Regions from separate parts of the Homo sapiens genome. Here region 1 is linked to region 2. A link is a loop called in an ENCODE intact Hi-C map of the cell type or tissue named here. Cell type or tissue: HCT116. All regions are shown on one strand. Each heading gives the region's core, and the rest is flanking DNA. Links, peaks and the distances in the headings are about the cores only.

Region 1 (5,390 bases), core at 135-5,134, 77 kb after region 2:
TGGGCTCTGGTCTGGCCCTCTGAATAGTTCACAAATATGAAGCCGTCTTTCTCATCTAGACTGAGCTGGTCGGACCAGCGTCTGGAGTCGTCAGAGCCACTGTCAGTACACCAGGCGGCTGTTGCGCGGCAGGAGGCTGCCCGGGGCCTGTGGCTGGTGCTGCTGGGTTGGCTTGGAGTGTCCTTAGGGTCCTGGCTGATGCTCTGCTCATCTGCTTCTGAATCACTGCTGTCCTCGTCTTGGGCTTCCTGCCCTGGGTGAAGCATTGAGAGAATTGGAACATACGGAACCATCAAAGTTACACCCAGCTTTGTTCTGCTAGTATTTTTTTTCTCCCAGTTATAAGCCTCTATAGACATAATATTTTAAGCTAAGTGTAACAAAAAAGAAAGTAAGTGCCAGGATTTTTGGCTAGAGTACAGAGAGCAAAGAAATAAAAAAGTCGAATTTCTGAAAGAGTTTATTAAAAACTTTGGCCAAAATCCTTAGCTTGGAATTCAATCTCTCACAATCTGGCCAGAATCTGCCTTTGCCGCACACTCCCTGCTGTGCTGCAGCTAGATGGTGTCACTCCAGCTCTCTCCCTGCAGACCTGCTCCTCCAAAGGTGAGCTTCTTCACATGCTGCTGGTGCCGCCTAGACCCATCTTTCCAATCTCTGTGGGTTCCGATGTCACCTAGCTTTCAAGGGACAGCTTAAACATTCTTGTCTCTGAATCACCCAATTCCTTCAGCTCAAAGTATTCTCCCCCTTTTCTGGACTCCTTTAACAGTTCTGTGCCTCCTGAGTTCTTGAAATTATCATTCTAAATGATTACTTTTGGATATTCTTCATATATATATATATATATATACACACACACACACACACACACACGTACGTGTGTATATATATATATATATGTATGTATGTATTTTTTGAGACAGAATCTTGCTGTGTCACCCAGGCTGGAGTGCAGTGGCATGATCTTGGCTCATTGCAACCTTTGCCTCCTGGGTTCAAGCGATTCTCCTGCCTCAGCCTTGGAAGTAGCTAGGACTACAGGCACCCACCACCACACCTGGCTAATTTTTGTATTTTTAGTAGAGACGGGGTTTCACTATGTTGGCCAGGCTGGTCTTGAACTCCTGACCTCATGATCCACCCACTTTGGCATCCGAAGGTGCTAGGATTACAGGCGTGGGCCACCACACCCAGCTATTTTTGGATATTCTTTCTACAAGATGGTAGAGAAAAGGGCCATTGCATATAGTGGTTAATGACTCAAAGATTAGTGAATTACCTTATTTTTAATTTTTATTTATGTATTTATTTTTACATACATGGATCTTGCTCTATCACCCAGGCTGGAGTGTAGTGGAGCGATCATAGCTCACTGCAGCCTCAACCTCCTGAGCCCAGGGAATCTGCCCGCCTCAGCCTTCTGAGTAGCTGGGACCACACGTGCATGCCACAACATCTGGCTAAAGATTAGTGAATTATTCTATGAAAGCCTTACTTTGGAATTTTGTTCTTCTTCCTCTTTTCACTGTTATTTTGCATTTCTTCACATCAACTCTCTACTCTCTTGCAATAAAGTCTACTGGAGGGAAAATGTATAAGAAACAAGTATACCTGGCCCTCCATTTCTGTGGGTTCCACATCCATGGATTCAATTAATCTCAGATGGAAAATATTTGGGGAAATAAACTGTGTCTGCAAATGAACATGTGCAGAATTTTTTTCCTTGTCATTAGTCCCTAAACAATACAATATCGCAACTATTTACACAGCATTTACATTGTATTGGTAGTAATCTGGAGATGATTTAAGGTATACAGGAGGGTGTTAGTAGGTTTTATGCAAATACTACATACACCATTTTATATCAGGGACTTGAGCATTCTCAGATTTTGGTATCAAAAGGAGGTCTTAGAACCAACTCCTGAGGATACTGAGCCCACCAAAGTTATTTTCTTAGCAAGACAAATACTTTATTTGCCTGCTTCCTACTCAGTAGGGGGCTATTGGACTAATGTGAATGAAGTTTTCACCCCAACGGCTTATGATCGTGAGCTCTGAGGTCCGCAAACAAGCAGCTTTGGAAGCGGCTTTAATTTCCAGTGAACCACTAGCTTGTTTACATTTCACCCCAGCAAGTGCCCACAAATCTCACCACTTCTACATTGTTCAATCCTTCCTGTGGGCTGTTCTCCCTGCCACTTCTGCCAGACTACCCACAATAAAGACATACAAATATCTTTCCACCCTGAATTTGACCCCTTCTATCTCACTCATTCATCTCCTCTTCCACTGTTATTTACTTAAAAGCTTTTTAAGGGAAAGGAAAATGACCCACTTTTCATTGGTTCCCTTAATTCAATATCTGACATATAACAGGTAACCCCCAAACACTTATTGAATTAAACTGAATTTTTATGTCCCCAAACACCCAGATGACCTTTTTGGTGGGGCTGTAATTAGAAATTTACATGTACTAATATAACACCAACATTAAAATGTCCTGCCCAAGGGATCTTTTTTCTTCTCTGGCATGGAAAGTAAAAGCTACTTTCAGCTTATATAGAGAAGTGACTTGTGTCCTTTTGCTAAGTTTCCTTTATTAACTCTCTCACATCATCAAAGTCACACTGAATTCTCAGTGCACAAAAGCCAATCATGGAGAAACAATCTGAAGGTCAAACTTCAAACCTTGTTCCTTTCCAGGAAGTTCCTTTCCAGGAAGTTCCACTGTTCTACATCAAAGGGGGCGGCTTCTTCAGTGACTGCAATGCAAAGCAGATCTCACCCTGGCATTATGGCATTGCTTTCAGTTATTCTGGGTAGAAATCAATTATCTCTATATTTCACTGAAAAATTTTAAATTGCTTCACAAATAATGGACTATAGGTAACCAGGCTTCAGTGTGAATTAATGCCCCAATGTAAGCAAGTCTGACTGTGGACTCTGGTCTGCCTCTGTTAATTGTTTACAAACACAATTGTATCTGTTGTCCACACTGAGCCAGCCCCATGGTGGGCAGAACAAATGTGGGGCTGGGGTGCAGCAGGGCTTGTCTGACTTATACAACAGCACGCCCTCTAGGTCTGTTGTGTGTTTTCAGAAGTGAAAGCCAAAGCCTTTGGTACTCTAGGAAGTAAGTGCTATATTTAGTATGGAATGTGGAAGTTAACCACAAGACACCACTACACTGAATGTTGCCCAGTGAAGTAGAGAAAACCTTGCATGTCTGCTCAAAGGAATCACACAACAGGCAGCAACCATGCTTCTCCAAGCAGTGCCCAACCTTGGGCTCCTCTTTATGTTGTTTGGTATAAGCTTATCCACAGTGACTTAAAAGAAATATGAAAACGATTTGAGTCATTTTTAGAAAGTATTAAATACCTATTTGTGCTTCTGGACAGTCTTCCTGCATTTCTAGGACTTCAGCAGGCTCAGGAGCTGGTGTTTCAGGAACTTGCAAAAATTCCATTCTCCAAAACTAAATTTAAATAAGTACAAAAATTAAAAAGTTAAGAAACAGATTAAGGAACCAATTTACATTACTCAATGAAGAGAGACTGTCAGGGTTAACAGATAACTTAATTTCCATCATGTTATACAGTTAGATTTCCCGTATCTTGGAAGATGTGGCAGCGGGCTGCCTGCACACAATGGCTGTTTCAAAGTACAGGGAAAAAGATTATAGTCATATTAGTTTAAAAACATGGTTCAGGCCAGGTGTAGTGCTGCCTATAATCCCAGCACTTTGGGAAGCCAAGATGGGCGGATCATTTGAGGTCAGGAGTTTGAGACCAGCCAGGTCAACATGGTGAAACCCTGTCTCTACTAGAAGTACAAAAATTAGCCGGGCATAGCAGTGCATGCTTGTAATTCCAGCTACTTGGGAGGCTGATGCAGGAGAATTGCTTGAACCTGGGAGGCAGAGGTTTCAGTAAGCCGAGATTGCACCACTACACTCCAGCCTGGGCGACAGAGCAACTCACTCTGTCTCAAAAACAAAACAAAAACATAGTTCAACTAAGTAAACTTTTTTGTTTCCTACAAAAACCTCTCAGAGTCTTGCATATGCTAATACACATTATATATCTCCAAGAGGGCATACAGTAAACAGAATCCCCAGGTGCCTGGCTAGGGAGCTATTTTATGCTGCTTCACAGATTGAGCAGTGTGAAATACCACTGTCGAGGAAGCAGACTCCAGGGTGTGTGTGTTTGTGAGTTTTTGTGTGTGCACAGATGTGTACCGTGTGAGGTACAGGGTGTGGTATTGGAGTGGACTGATGGCTTCACTGTCTTTCAACATGTGACTCTGACTAAAGAGGGTGGTAATCAGCTGCTCTCTGCTTTTACAAAGAGCACAATTAAAGAAAAACAAGCACAAAGAAAAATCTCCTGAGACAGAAAAACTCAAATACTTCAACAGACTACAAAAGTGAATACTCCATTGCCTCTATTTTCTGTAGAGTCCCAGCACATAGCAACCTAAGAAAAGGATAAACTACATCTAGGCTTCAGGTGCAGTCATCTGGGATCCTAGCTGGGGATCCTCGAAGTGTTTTCCAGCACTGTGATTCTCTGTAGGGAAGAGACTTATCCCTGCTCACTATGTTTTCCCTACGAAGCCATTTGACAGGCTGAAAACCCAGTACTTCTGCAGTTCGCATGTTGAGCAATCCCAGTGTGACATGGGAATCATGTTTGACTGACCTCACTGTGTCAAGCTGTCAAATGGCCAGTAGCACTACCAGATCTACTTAATAGGAAGAAAAGAGGCCAAGACACCAGTGTTCCTCATGTCTGATAACGCAGAGGCCAAGGCCTGTCTGAGCTGGAGCGAGAGTTCACTAAACATTACAACTTGTTCAGGTGTTCTTAACCTGTAATTAGCTACAAGTTTCTGGTAAACTAGGATGACAAATATCCTAATGAGTTTTTCTCTCAGTTCACTTACCCGAACCACTCCATCTGAGTGTCCTGTCACTATGACGTTCTGCGTGTCCCATTCGTTCATCTCCGACATGCAGCAGCAGATGATCTGCTGGCTCCTACCTGTGAACGTGTTGACACTCACGATAGGGTTCCCATTGATGCTCCACACATGGATATATGTGCCAGCGCAGGACACAATGTCCCCCTGAGAAGAGAGAGAAAAACGTCATTCTCTTTGCTCCCTTCCAATTACCTTCTGGTTTCTGAAGCAAATTGAATCCCTGGCCTAGTTCTCAGAAAGCCTTTCAGTCCTAAGACTAGTGGCTAATTTCTTAGGTAACCTGAAATTCAGTGCTTGCTGACTTAAAAAAAAATACTCCGAACAGAGGCTTCTTTAAGAATTCACAGTTGAGTGGATGCAGTGGCCAAAGGGACCACGGATGGAGACAAAGGGCAGGT
Region 2 (5,390 bases), core at 247-5,246:
TAAAAATACAAAAATTAGCCGGGCCTGGTGGGGCATACCTGTAATCCCAGCAACACGGGAGGCTGAGGCAGGAGAATCGCTGGAACCTGGGAGGCAGAGGCTGCAGTGAGCTGAGATTACACCACTGCACTCCAGCCTGGGTGGCCGAGTGAGACTCCATCTCAAATAAATAAATACATACATGCATACATACATACATACATACATACGTACGTACATACATACCTTCATTCAACATGCACAGTGCCGCATGGCTCTATTTGATCATTAAAAGTATTATAGTACTTCCTTCTTTTCCCTGATCTCCATTCACACTCTTATTTTCCTTTTCAAGTCTAGCATCTTTGCAACAGAGTCTATACATTAAATACAGTAAAACAAGGGCCCCTGCTACTCATTCTCATAGTTGAGTAACGTTGCTCCAAAATGCCACTATTTAGAAATTGTCTTGTATTCTTTAATTACTGAATGAAAGACTCCTGGTGCAATTTAAGTTTTTATTTTGTGTTTCTCTAAAGGGTATAAAATAGAAATCAGAAGCTTAAATAATATAAATAAAAGCAGGACAGCCTTGTTGAGGGTGAGGAGGGGAGGGTTGCAGCGCATCACCATTACTGCAAAGTGGACTTTGAAGTGGCTTGCAGAGAACTTTAATATTTTGAGGAGCACAATTTGAATGCTAGTCTAATGGTTTTAGTATTTTATAAATAAGGAAACCAAGGCCTGAGTTTCCTTCAGATTAAGTGATTTGCTGTTTGTCTCACTGCTAGTTAGAGTAGAGGTGGAATTAGAGCTAGTAACTCCTGATTCCTAGTCTCATGCTCTTTTTGTAGGATGGTGATACTGCCCTAGAGAACCACTTCCATTAGTCACCAACCCCACTACCCCTCACACCACTCCTGTCAATACTCTGGGTTATTAAAGGTGAAAAGAAAATGGCAGGGAAAAGAAAAAAAAAACTGATGTGTTTCCCTTGTTCTAGATGTCCAAGCTCTGTGGCTTACCAGACTGACGGCAGGTGCCCTGCCATTTTCTGAAGGGATGTTCTATCTGGTTGTTTATTAGTTACCATCTCTCTCTATTTAAGCAGCTTCAGGGCCAACTGACTCTCGGTGTCACAGTGGGAATTTGACATTTCTATTTCTCATTTGTAATTTAGGGTACGTTGACACATTTAATTTCGTAATTGTGTACTTAAAAAGTGAGTAAACTAAAGTTTATTAGTGCTTTATGAAAACTGAAAATACTCCCGAAGACTAACATTATATTTGGTGAGCCTCCTAATGAGGAATTAGAAGACTTGATTCAATCATAATATTATCTTACTGCTTATTTGAATTTACTAAGTCCTTGGCATTATACTAAATGCTTCATTTTAGGGATGAAGAAACAGTTCGAAGGGGTGATGACATTTGCCAATGTTTTGGAGCTAATAAGGGCTGAGTTTGGATTGAGAATCCTCAACATTCTGAATTGTTGGGTGCTTTTATTCCTAGGATTATTTCAGGCTTGATATCCTGCTCAATGCTCTATTTGTATTTGCCTCCAGGGAATATTCTCTTTCCTCTATCCCAGTTCAACACCCTCACTCCAGTTTCCTCCTCTGTAAGCCATTCTCCCAAGGTTTCTGTGTGTTCACCACTCATAACTGAAGGTTGCCAGGGTAGGATGGAAAGGGTAGGGCCTGAGGCGGGAGAGGTTGTAGAAGAGGAAAGAACATGGCAGTGGAGACTTACAGCAGAATGAACAACTTTAAAACTGAGCATTAGATGACATTTCTGTTTTGAAAATTGCATTGATCACCCTATCCCTGGAAATTCTGCAGTGACCACCTTTGTTGAAAGGCCTAGAGCTCCCTGCCATCTCCAACATACTCACGCAGCTCCTGTACATGCACTCAGAAGTCGGTTTGTGTTTTAAATAACTTCTTTAAAAATCTCATCACCAAATGCTGTTGATCATAGTTTACCTACCAGTAAAATAGAGATGAGGTCCATTTGACCTGCTTCAATTGGGATTCTCTCTTGAGGATCTAATAAAAATGATGGAAGTTGAAATGTTTACAAATATATATGAAATGCTACGCTCGTGTAAGATATTACTCTTACTGTTGATGCTTTAATTGAAATCAAATTTAAAAAGGGACTCAACAGCTGATCAGAATCTACATGGAACTAACACCGTGATCTCCCAGTTAAGTGGCAAAACATCTGATTTTAGGGGTATATTTCTGATTTAGAAAATATGGGAGCTTCTTTTGTGTCTTTTGTTTAAAGTTATCCTTTGTATTATTAGTAGTAGATTTTAGCGAAGATAGTCAAACTTTCCTAACAAAGAAGTATAGCAGTGCTAAGATTTTCAAGATAAATAGTAGTTTCTTTGTTTCAGATTATGTCACTGAGATTTGACACACTGAGCAATAAATGAATGTATTGGCCAGCCTGTGCTTTTTTAAACGTGATTTTGCAAAGTAATTTGTCTTTTTAATTTTAGGAAACAGATATTGATGACAGATATGGAGATTTGGATTCCAGAACAGATTCTGATATTCCGGAAATTCCACCATCCTCAGATAGAACCCCTGAGATTCTCAAAAAAGCTCTATCTGGTTTATCTTCAAGGTATGATTGGATGAAGATGAGTATATCTTAGTGCACAAGATAGGCTTTGAGGTTATCCTTGTCCATGTAATAAATTTGGCTTTTTGTAAGTTTTCCAGCCATGGTATTAGGTGGTCAAAAAGGCCACCTAATATCCGAGGTATAGTTCTATGTATTTAATGTGTATCCACCCTTAAAACCTTGTGAAGTATAAGAAAACCAAGGCTGAGAGGTTAATTGTTGAAGGCTACAGAGCTAGTAAGATATAGACCTGGGATTCTTGCCTTGGGCTGTCAGATTCTGAAGCCTGTGATCTATTTACCACGTCACATTGCTTTTTCTGGTATTAGAACACCTAATAAAACTCCATAGTCTCTGTTCCCTATTTTTCAAATGCCAGACAGAAATAGGTATTTTTTTCTTTTTTCTTTTCTTTCTTTCATTTTTTAAATAAGATGGGGTTTTACCACATTGCCCAGGTTGGTCTTAAACTCCTGGGCTCAAGCAGTCTGCCCACTTTGACCTCCCAAAGTGCTGGGATTACAGGCGTGAAACATGGCACCAGGCCAGTATTTTCTTTTCTTTTAACTGAGTTTAAGATTATTGTCTAAAACTCCACAATCCATTACCATTTTATATTTGTGCAACATTTAAAAATGTGTGATGACCACAAAATTTCAGCTAATTATATTACCCTTCATTGTATACTTTAGTAATATGAATTATAAAATTTATAAAAGCAAAGTAAACCTAAGCTTTTGTCCAGATTAATGTATGAAATGTTACATATTGGTGTAGAAAGAACAATGTTTCCCCAACTTTTTGACACTATGACACAGTAAGAAATACATTGTATACCACATTCCAAGACACACAAATGTATATTTTAACTGCTGCAAAAATGTTATGAAACAATTCTTCCCATTACTGTGTAATACCCTCTGATTTCTTTTGTATTTGATGCTGTTCTATGTTATTGAACAAAAAATGCTACATGTAACTTATTCAATGGATTTTACTACCCTTGGGTCATAGCCTGCGATCTGAAAACCACTAGTTTAGTCGTATCTAGTAAATGTAATATGAATTTTTCTTTTTTTTTTTACTTTGTAAGGGATAACCATATTAGAATATATTGGTTAAAAGCAACATTTTCATATTTTTTAACCAATAGAACATATCTTTGATCTGCTATGAAAAGCATGATTATTTTAATAGTTCTTGTTCCCAGTTGTTTTCATGACCTAATTCCCAGATATAACTTTGCATTAAAATCTCATCAAGTCTATCTCAGACCTGAAATTTTGTGTAGTCGATGTTCTGTAAGAATGATGCCAGATTTGTGTGTGTCATTCATAATAAGATCTTCCTTAATCATGAAGTTGTTTTTTTCTGATATAAAGTAACAATAGCAAATACTAGCAGCTAATATTTATTTAGCATTTACTATGTACTAGTATTGTTTCAGGCACTTTATATGTATTGACTAATATTCTCATGGCAGCCTTGTAACACAGGTATATAAATGTGGAAACGTAGGCAGATATTATATATCAAGGGTCATGTAGCTAGTAAGTTATGGACCCACATTCTGAACCTAGGTACTGTGGCTTCAATGCCTGTATTCTTATCTATGCTATTTATGAGTGAATTGGTTTTAGAAAATGAACAATAGATAATATAGTGGTTTCAATCTTCTCGAGAAACTTTTCTACAAAGATTACATGAATGTTTTACATGTAATCTGTTTTATACATTTTTATCCTGTTTTTAGTCTAATATTGAAAACAGACTGTCTTGCAAAGACTTAGAATTTGTAGATACATAGGATTAAAAATAGTAATTACATAAGAAATGTACATTACTTGCAGAAAAAAAAATCCTGTAATCCTCCTACCAAGACATTAATATTTAGAATACTTCAGTGTTTACCCTTTGAGGCTTTTTTCTTGTGCAGTGTGTGTGTGTGTGTGTGTGTGTGTATGTGTGTGTATGTATGGATGTGTGTAAAGCAAAAATGAGATTGTACTGTTTTCTACCTTACTGTTTTAATTTTCATTCCATGGTATTATTAGGAACAACATTTCATGCAGGATCCTAAATATATTTCAGAAACATTTTTAATGTCTGTATATTTTGCTGCATGGCTATGGTCTAGTTTATCCAACTGACCACCTATTGCTGGGCATTTAGTATATTACTAAATGTTCACAATTAAAAATACCTCTACATTAAACATTTTTCTTTGTAGTAACTTTATTTTAACATCCATTAATTATTTCCTTAGGATAAAGTCCTAAAAGGGAAATCCCTTGGTCAAGTTTTATGCCCTTCCCTTACTTTTTTTTTAAAACAGGGTTTCACTCTGTTGCCTAGACTGGAGTGCAGTGGTGCAGTCTCAACTCACCACAACCTCTACCTCTCAGGCTCAAGCAATCCTCCCACCTCAGCCACCCAGGTAACTGGGACTACAGGCATGAGCCAACATGCCTGGCTAATTTTTGTATTTTTTATAGAGACAGGATTTTGCCTTGGCTTGTGGTCCTTTATTTACCTCTGACTAGATTTGCGACCTAGCCCAGTTTTCTAATCCATCCATTAATCCACAAACAGTTATATCTGTACAACTACATGGGGCCTTTTAGCCATAGCATTTTTGACTCTACACTCATTTTTAGTTCTGCCTCATGCTCATGCTCTCATGAGAAGTTTATGTCTACATAGTTTGTTAAACAATAGAGGGAAATAAAGTTGAATGAATGCAATTTGACTACCTTATGAAGAAACTCA

Evidence for each region. Peaks named below come from ENCODE experiments on the same cell type or tissue, not always from the same donor. Only the 100,000 strongest peaks of a DNase experiment are listed, where the experiment ranks them.
Region 1: a loop joins it to region 2, with 5 times the contacts of the local background. A loop is called at or near these places in 2 of 110 quality-filtered maps.

Annotation. Positions count from the first base shown.
Region 1 is chr4:84,678,990-84,684,379 of GRCh38, forward strand. WDFY3 (WD repeat and FYVE domain containing 3) reads right to left here. Exons shown (of 68, transcript NM_014991.6): 63 at 4,954-5,136; 64 at 3,385-3,481; 65 at 1-253. Among named protein-coding and RNA genes, the nearest start is that of CDS1, 99 kb to the left of the region's middle. In HCT116, for the core only: no CTCF peak of the experiment used is centred there; a DNase peak (open chromatin) is centred at 3,132; H3K4me3 peaks cover 840 bases; H3K27ac peaks cover 1,414 bases.
Region 2 is chr4:84,601,750-84,607,139 of GRCh38, forward strand. It overlaps CDS1 (CDP-diacylglycerol synthase 1), which reads left to right. Exons shown (of 13, transcript NM_001263.4): 2 at 2,494-2,621. Among named protein-coding and RNA genes, the nearest start is that of CDS1, 21 kb to the left of the region's middle. In HCT116, for the core only: no CTCF peak of the experiment used is centred there; no DNase peak of the experiment used is centred there.